Regions from separate parts of the Homo sapiens genome. Here region 2 is linked to region 1. The links are chromatin loops, found by intact Hi-C in ENCODE. Cell type or tissue: GM12878. All regions are shown on one strand.

What was found. Peaks named below come from ENCODE experiments on the same cell type or tissue, not always from the same donor. Only the 100,000 strongest peaks of a DNase experiment are listed, where the experiment ranks them.
Region 2: a loop joins it to region 1, with 2.9 times the contacts of the local background. A loop is called at or near these places in 1 of 110 quality-filtered maps.

Annotation. Positions count from the first base shown.
Region 1 is chr19:12,050,890-12,054,889 of GRCh38, forward strand. It overlaps ZNF878 (zinc finger protein 878), which reads right to left and starts at 2,072. Exons shown (of 4, transcript NM_001080404.3): 1 at 1,910-2,072. The coding sequence starts at 1,912. RefSeq lists a silencer at 1,668-1,717 and an enhancer at 1,906-2,411. In GM12878, a CTCF peak has its summit at 1,751 (motif pointing left); DNase peaks (open chromatin) are centred at 1,409 and 2,062; H3K4me3 peaks cover 1,868 bases; H3K27ac peaks cover 974 bases.
Region 2 is chr19:11,998,810-12,002,809 of GRCh38, forward strand. The region is part of intron 1 of ZNF433-AS1 (ZNF433 and ZNF878 antisense RNA 1); the gene reads left to right. Among named protein-coding and RNA genes, the nearest start is that of ZNF433-AS1, 13 kb to the left of the region's middle. RefSeq lists an enhancer at 1,885-1,934. In GM12878, no CTCF peak of the experiment used is centred here; a DNase peak (open chromatin) is centred at 1,892; H3K4me3 peaks cover 1,833 bases; H3K27ac peaks cover 1,427 bases.

The DNA.
Region 1 (4,000 bases):
CGAGACCATCCTGGCTAACACGGTGAAACCCCGTCTCTACTAAAAAATACAAAAAAATTAGCCGGGCGCGGTGGCGGGCGCCTGTAGTCCCAGCTACTTGGGAGGCTGAGGCAGGACAATGGCGTGAACCCGGGAGGCGGAGCTTGCAGTGAGCAGAGATCGCGCCACTGCACTCCAGCCTGGGTGACAGAGTGAGACTCCGTCTCAAAAAAAAAAAAAAAAAAAAAAAGAAAAGAAAAGAAATTAAAACCCCTTGCAAAGAAAATTTTAAAGTCCTGGGCCGGGCGCGGTGGCTCACGCCTGTAATCTGATACAGGAGAATCGCTTGAACCGGGGAGGCGGAGGTTGCAGTGAGCCGAGATTGCGCCATTGCACTCCAGTCTCGGCAACAAGAGCGAAACTCCGTCTCAAACAAACAAACAAAAAAACCTGTAACTAAATTGTATAATTAATTTAGTTGTACTAATTAGTTGTATTAAATTAATTGTACAATTAATTTAGTTGTACTAATTGTTGCGATAATTAAATTTCTTTGTTTTTTGCCTATATAAGAAGGAGCTTAACTTTTTTTTTTTGAGACAGTCTCATTCTTTCACCATGGCTGGAGTGCAGTGGGGCATTCCACTGTAATCCCAGCACTTTGGGAGGCCGAGGAGGGTGGATCACGAGGTCAGGAGTTCGAGACCAGCCTGGCCAATATCATGAAACCCCGTCTCTACTAAAAATACAAAAATTGGCCGGGCGCAGTGGCTCACGCCTGTAATCCCAGTACCTTGGGAGGCCGAAGTGGGCGGATCACAAAGTCAGGAGGAGTTCAAGACCAGCCTGGCCAATATGGTGAAACCCGTTTCTACTAAAAATACAAAAATTAGCCGGGCGTGGTGGCTGGCGCCTGTAGTCCCAGCTACTCGGGAGGCTGAGGCAAGAGAATCGCTTGAACCCGGGAGGCGGAGGTTGCAGTGAGCCGAGATGGCGCCACAGCACTTCAGCCTGGGGCGACGGAGCGAGACTCCGTCTCAAAAATATAAAAATCTGGTAAAATAAAAACAGGTCTTTTGGGGAAGGGGGCGGGGACTGGGATGGAATAACGTGGCAGATAACAGCCCTCCTTCCTACAGCCTCCAAATTTTAGACAAAGCTTTACACACTCTCAACCAACTGCCACCTACAGAATCCCTCCACCACCTGTGCCTTCTAACCCCGCTTCCATGTGTCCCGCCTTTCGGCCAAAGGAACTTACACCTTCCCGGCACTGATTCATCATTTTCCTGCAATTCCTGTCTCCCTGAAATGAATAAAACCAAACTGTCAGGAGCTGCCTCGGGATTGCTTACTCCAGACTTCGCGGGGTTGTGTTTCCCTCAGCCGAGGTCTCTCCTATTCGGCTCAGAATAAACTTATTCTACACGATTTGGGTTTTTCCGTTACCAAACCACAAGCCAGGACTGGGAGTTTCTCATTCATTAATCGCTGTTTGCTAAAATAAACTCTCATTTTTTAACAGTGCCTCAGTTTAATTTTTAACTGGAAAAAAAAAGGAACTGGGGACCCCACAGCCCACAGCTCCTCCCACACGAACCCCACACCCGAGGCAGGATCCCCCATGACCCTTCCATGGTCACCGCACAATCTGGGGAGACGCGGGGCTGCGGGCGCGGAGCTGCTCAGAGAGGGAGCCGGGGCCGGGGCCGCAGTCGCCGCGCAGGGACCGGACAGGACGCCCGGGGTCCCGGCTGCCGGCCCAGCTCCACCCAGCGGCCGAGGGGACCGAGGGCCGAGCTGCGCTAGGGGGACTGTGTCTGGAGCCCAGAGTCGCTGCAGGGGGGCCCGGGCCCCGCCACAGCGGGTTCCTCTCGGTTCCACCCAGTCCCTCCTTTCGCCTTGGGACTCCCCAGCACCGCATGCTCACCATTTCCTGGCTTCCAGGTATTCTGGCGTCCTCTCTAAAGGTCCCGTGAACAGTGCAGGTCACAGCGCAGTCGACAGAGCAACAGCAGCTACGGCGGAAGTAACTGGTCCCTCTCGGAGCAAGAAAGCCCCAGACCTTAACTAGCGCGAGCAGCCCTAGGAGTGAAGAGAGCGGGAATGCAACCTCCCCTTCCCTGGAGGACAGTGGCAGGGCCCCGCCCTAGCGCCCCTGATTGGATAGGGGTCTAGACTCCGCCCCCTTCCCTGAGTGACAGCAGAAGCCCCGGGTAACTGGGCGCTGCAGAGCCGAAGCGACTGGTTCTGGCCACACTTTCCAAGGTCAGCTCCCTCCCTCCCTCCCACCTTTACTTCGAATATTTGCCTTCGGCCAAACTTGCTCCGAACTGCTAGAAGGGACACTGTTGTCTTCCTCACTCCGTGGGCCGTCCCTGCCCCTTCATCCTACACGGGACACAAGTGTGCAGGGAATTCCAGATTCAGTGTCCACAAAATGTGAAAGACATTAAAATATTTTGCCCCAAGATATTGCCCTGCCAAAATATATTTCTTTGACAGTTTTGAAATGGCTGCTGCTTGGCCAGCAAACAAAAGGTGGCCTTGCAAAACTGTCTTTTGAGGGGGAAATTTACATTTGTAGAGAATCTCCGTTAATGAAGCACTGCCAGCTCCCCCGTTCTTTTCCTTTCCCTGATCTAAAAGCTATTGAGAGTTTGACACCTTTAAAATCTGAAGAGAGGTAGCACATGGTGACTCATGTCTATAATCCCACCACATTGGCAAACTGAGGCGGAAGGATCCCTTGAAGCAAGGAGTTTGAGGCCAACATCATCAACACAGCGAGATCCCTGTCTTTCTTTCTTTTTTTTTTTTTTTTTTAGACAGTCTCGATCTGTCGCCCAGGCTGGAGCACAGTGGCACGAGATCTTGGCTCACTGCAACCTCCGCCTCCCAGGTTCAAGCGATTCTCCTGCCCCAGCCTCCCAAATAGCTGGGATTACAGACATGCGCCACCACGCCCCGCTAATTTTGTATTTTTAGTAGAGACGGGGTTTCTCCATGTTGGTCAGGCTGGTCTCGAACTCACGACCTCAGGTGATCCGCCCGCCTCGGCCTCCTAAAGTGCTGGGATTACAGGCGTGAGCCACCTCGCCCGCCGATCCCTGTCTTTATTATTTAAAATTTTTTTAAATGGCCGGGCGCTGGCCGGGCGCAGTGGCTCACGCCTGTAATCCCAGCACTTTGGGAGACCGAGGTGGGCGGATCACGAGGTCAGGAGATCGAGACCATCCTGGCTAATACGGTGAAACCCCGTCTCTACTAAAAATACAAAAAAAAAATTAGCCGGGCGTGGTGGTGGGCGCCTGTAGTCCCAGCTACTCGGGAGGCTGAGGCAGGAGAATGGCGAGAACACGGGAGGTGGAGCTTGTAGTGAGCAGAGATCGCACCACTGTACTCCAGCCTGGGCCACAGAGCAAGACTGTGTCTCAAAAAAACAAAACAAAACAAAACAAAAAACCAGTGGCCGGGCGCAGTGAGACCAGGTCTCTACCAAAAAGATAAGTAAATAGATTAGGGCCAGGCATGGTGGCTCATGCCTGTAATCCCAGCACTTTGGGAGGCCGAGGTGGGTGGATCACTTGAGGTCAGGAGTTTGAGACCAGCCTGGCCAACTTGACGAAATCCCATCTCTACCAAAAATATAAAAATGAGCTGGGTTTGGTGGCACACACCTGTGATCCCAGCTATTCGGGGGGCTGAAGCAGGACAATTGCTTGAACCCAGAAGACGGAGGTTGTAGTGAGCAGAGATTGCACCATTACACTCGAGCCTAGGTGACAGAGTGAGACCTTGTCTCATAAAAAGGAAAAAAGTCTATTCTCTGGGGGAGACATCATCTACGTAACAGTCCACCTCTAGCCAAGCCTCTTCCTTTCTCAGTCTACTAAGCTGTCTTGCTACTAAACCTAATTTACTGACCTCAGGTCGCTATATAATCTTCTCTGTCTTATAGCTGGGTGTGTCTTCATTCTGAAGGTTCCCATGTATACATGTTAAATACATTTGCATGCCT
Region 2 (4,000 bases), 52 kb before region 1:
TTAGTATACCATTGCTTATACCATGGAACAGGATGTTATTTTCTAAGGCTAAATAATATTCCATTGTATGTATATGCTTACCACATTTTGGTTATCCGTTCAGCCATCAATGGACATTGATGGATTGATCCACCTCTTGGCTATTGTGAATCATGGTTTTCAAATATCTCTTCAAGATCCAGTTTTCAATTTATTTGAATTGAATAAAAATAGACCTGGAAGGCCGGGCGCAATGGCTCATGCCTGTAATCCCAGCACTTTGGGAGGCCGAGGCGGGCGGATCATGAGATCAGGAGATCGAGACCATCCTGGCTAACATGGTGAAACCCTGTCTCTACTAAAAATACAAAAAATTAGCCAGGGGTGGTGGCGGGTGCCTGTAGTCCCAGCCACTTGGGAGGCTGAGGCAGGAGAATCGCTTGAACCCGGGAGGCGGAGCTTGCAGTGAGTCACAGTGAGCCAAGATCGCACCATTGCACTCCAGCCTGGGCGACAGAACGAGACTCCGTCTCAAAAAAAAGGACCTGGAAATGGGTTGCTGGAGGATAACATTTTTTAAATTAGCTTTTGAGTACCACCATACTGTTTTCCATAGAGGTTGAACCATTTTACATTCCTTTGGACAGAACACATGAGTTCCAGTTTTTCAACATTCTTTCCAAAACTTTATATTTGGGGTGTTTGAATTTTTTTCTTTGTAGTTGAGTGTAGGAGTTGATTATATTTTCTGAATATTAAGACCTTGCCAGATGCATGACTTGCTTATATTTGCTCCAATGTCATGGTGATACCGACGTGTTGGGAAGGGAAGAGCGTGGTCCCTTTAAATAATACAGAAGTGGGTAAGGGAAGTGCTGGGTAGAGGAGGGTGTGATCCCTGGCTAGGGCTCCACCCCCACAGACCTAGGTGAGGACAGTTATTTCCTGCCCAAATGTTGCATTTCCCAAGACCACCCTGGCCCACCATGCCCCATTCTGGGCCTATAAAAACCCCAGACCCTAGTGGGCAGACACACAAGCAGCTGGTTGTCAAGAGGAGCACGCCAGCAGAAGAGCACACTGATAGGCACTGGCACACCAGCAGGCCATCAGCTGGCGGATGAGGCAGTCCATCAACTGGCGGGGCTGGTGGGACAAGGCAGAGTTTGGCTGAGCCAGGGCCGTTGAGCAGCCCAGCTCCCAGGAAGACCATCTCGCTTCTGGCTCCCCTATCACTTCCACTCAATAAAACTATTCACTCATTCTCCAAGCCCACGTGTGATCTGATTCTTCTGGTACACTAAGGCAAGAACCCGGGATACAGAAAGCCCTCTGTCCTTGCGACAAGGTAGAGGGTCTCATTGAGCTCATTAACACAAGCTGCCTATAGGCAAACTAAAAGACCACCTGTAACACACGCCCCCCACTGGGGCTTCAGGAGCTGTAAACATTCACCCCTTGACACTGCTGTGGGGCTCCACTGCTGTGGGGTCGGAGCCCCACAGCCTGCCCATCTGTATGCTCCCCTAGAGGTTTGAGCAACGGGGCACTGTAGAAGCAAGTCACACCCCATTGCACACCTGCTAGGGGAACAAGGGAAACTTTCCCTTTTCGGTAGGGTGCCTTTTCCCTCTGTTTGTAGTGTCGTCTCATGGGCAAAAGTTTTAAATTTTGATAAACATTTGCTTTTTGTTAAGACTGAGCTCCCTGGAGGTTTTACCTCTGAACCTTGTCCCCATTCAGCCTTCAGCAGTTCATCAATTACAATTTAAGTTTTTCTACCACAATACTGTTTCTCACAAAGGTTTCTGCTCTTCAGTTTTTGATTTAGTTAGTTATGACTCATCAATTAGGTTGGTTGAGTCCCTTGCAAAAATCGAGTTGTGGTTTTTTTTGTTTTTTCTTTCTGCTAATTGAGTCAGAACAAATTCTCCCTTTCAGGTATCCTCAATGGTTAAACTTTGTGAACAGGCATTTTCAAGGAAACACACTCTCAGGACTGCTAATGTTAACATTTTTCTGCATATGAATTCAGAGGACTTTGTTATGACAGGCGCTGTAGACACACACTACAGACAGACATTAGGGACAGCCCAGGCAGCGTGCTTTTCTTTCTGGATTCACTGAAAAGACATTTCCTGTTCTGCTGTTGGTATTGCTTAGTTCAGTTTTAGCATCAGAATCGCTTTATGGAAGAAAGTGGGTATACACCAAGTGATAACCAAGTCATGGAATAAATGTCTGGAGTCCACAGCATCATGGGAACTTCTTAGGAATAGAGTCTAGGCCCCCAGTGCTGTCAGTCTCACCCATCCTCCTTTACATGTGTGAGATGTTTTAGGACTCAGTGGTCTTTGAGGATGTAGATGTGAGCTTCACCCAGGAGGAGTGGGCTTTGCTGGATCCTTCCCAGAAGAATCTCTACAGAGATGTGATGCAGGAAACCTTCGGGAACCTGTCCTCTATAGGTGAGGGTGACAATATTACTTCCTTCCTTCAGCGAATTAGAAAACATGGTTTTTTTTGTTTTTTTTTTTTGAGACGGAGTCTTGCTCTGTCGCCCAGGCTGGAGTGCAGTGGCGCAATCTCGGCTCACTGCAAGCTCCGCCTCCTGAGTTCATGTCATTCTCCTGCCTTAGCCTCCCGAGTAGCGGGGACTACAGGCGCCCGCCACCGTGCCTGGCTAATTTTTGTATTTTTAGTAGAGACAGGGTTTCATTGTGTTAGCCAGGATGGTCTCGATCTCCTGACCTCGTGATCCGCCCCCCTCGGCCTCCCAAAGTGCTGGGATTACAGGCGTGAGCCATCGCACCCGGCCGAGAACGTGTTTTTAGCTCATTAATGCTGTTCCACGATTTGGAAATATGGACAGGGAATATGTCAGTGAATAAATGAGGCACGGATGCAGTGTACCATGAACATAGAATATTATTTTTATTATAGCTTTATACTAATTAAGACTATTTTCCTGGTTCTGTATTTTAGGAAATAAATGGAAAGACCAGAATATTGAAGATCACTACAGAAATCTAAGGTAATTTACACTTACAAAATGAAGCAATGTCTTTCTAGAAAATCTTAGAATGTGAGACTATGTTTAAAAAAAAAAAAAAAGGCTGGGCGCGGTGGCTCACAGCGCATTTTGGGAGGCTGAGGCAGGCGGATCACAAGGTCAGGAGATCGAGACCATCCTAACACGGTGAAACCCCGTCTCTACTAAAAATTAGCAGGGCATGGTGGCACGTGCCTGTAGTCTCAGCTACTCGGGAGGCTGAGGCAGGAGAATTGCCTGAACCTGGGAGCAGAGGTTGCAGTGAGCCGAGATCTCGCCATCGCACTCCAGCCCGGGCGACAGAGTGAGACTCTGTCTCACAAAAAAAATAAGAAAAGCAAATGAAGGAAATAAGCCCAGCATCAAATTTGTTTATTTATTAGAATAATAATTATTTTTTCTTTCTGAGACAGAGTTTCACTGTTGCCCAGGCTGGAGTGCAGTGGCATGATCTCGGCTCACTGCAACCTCTGCTTCCCAGATTAAAGCAATTCTTGTGCCTCAGCCTCCTGAGTGGCTGGGATTACAGGAGGGCGCTACCACCCCTGGCTAATTTTTGTATTTTTAGTAGAGACAGGGTTTCATCACCTTGGCCAGGCTGGTCTTAAACTCCTGGCCTGAAGTGATCTGCCTACCTCGGCCTCCCAAAGTGCTGGGATTACAGGCATTAGCCGCCGCGCCTGGCCACTTTTTCTTTTTCTTTTTCTTTTTTTTTTTTTTTTTTGAGATGGAGTCTTGCTCTGTCGCTCAGGCTGGAGTGCGATGGCCCAATCTCGATCTCCTGACCCTGTTGATCTGCCTGCCTTGGCCTCCCAAAGTGCCGGATTACAGGCGTGAGCCATCGCGCCTGGCTGCCACATTTATTTATTCTTAACACATTTTATCTAAAATCCTATATTTCAGTGTGACATAAACTGGGCACAGTGGGTCACACCTGTAATCCAACTATTTGGAGGTAGAGGTGGAAGG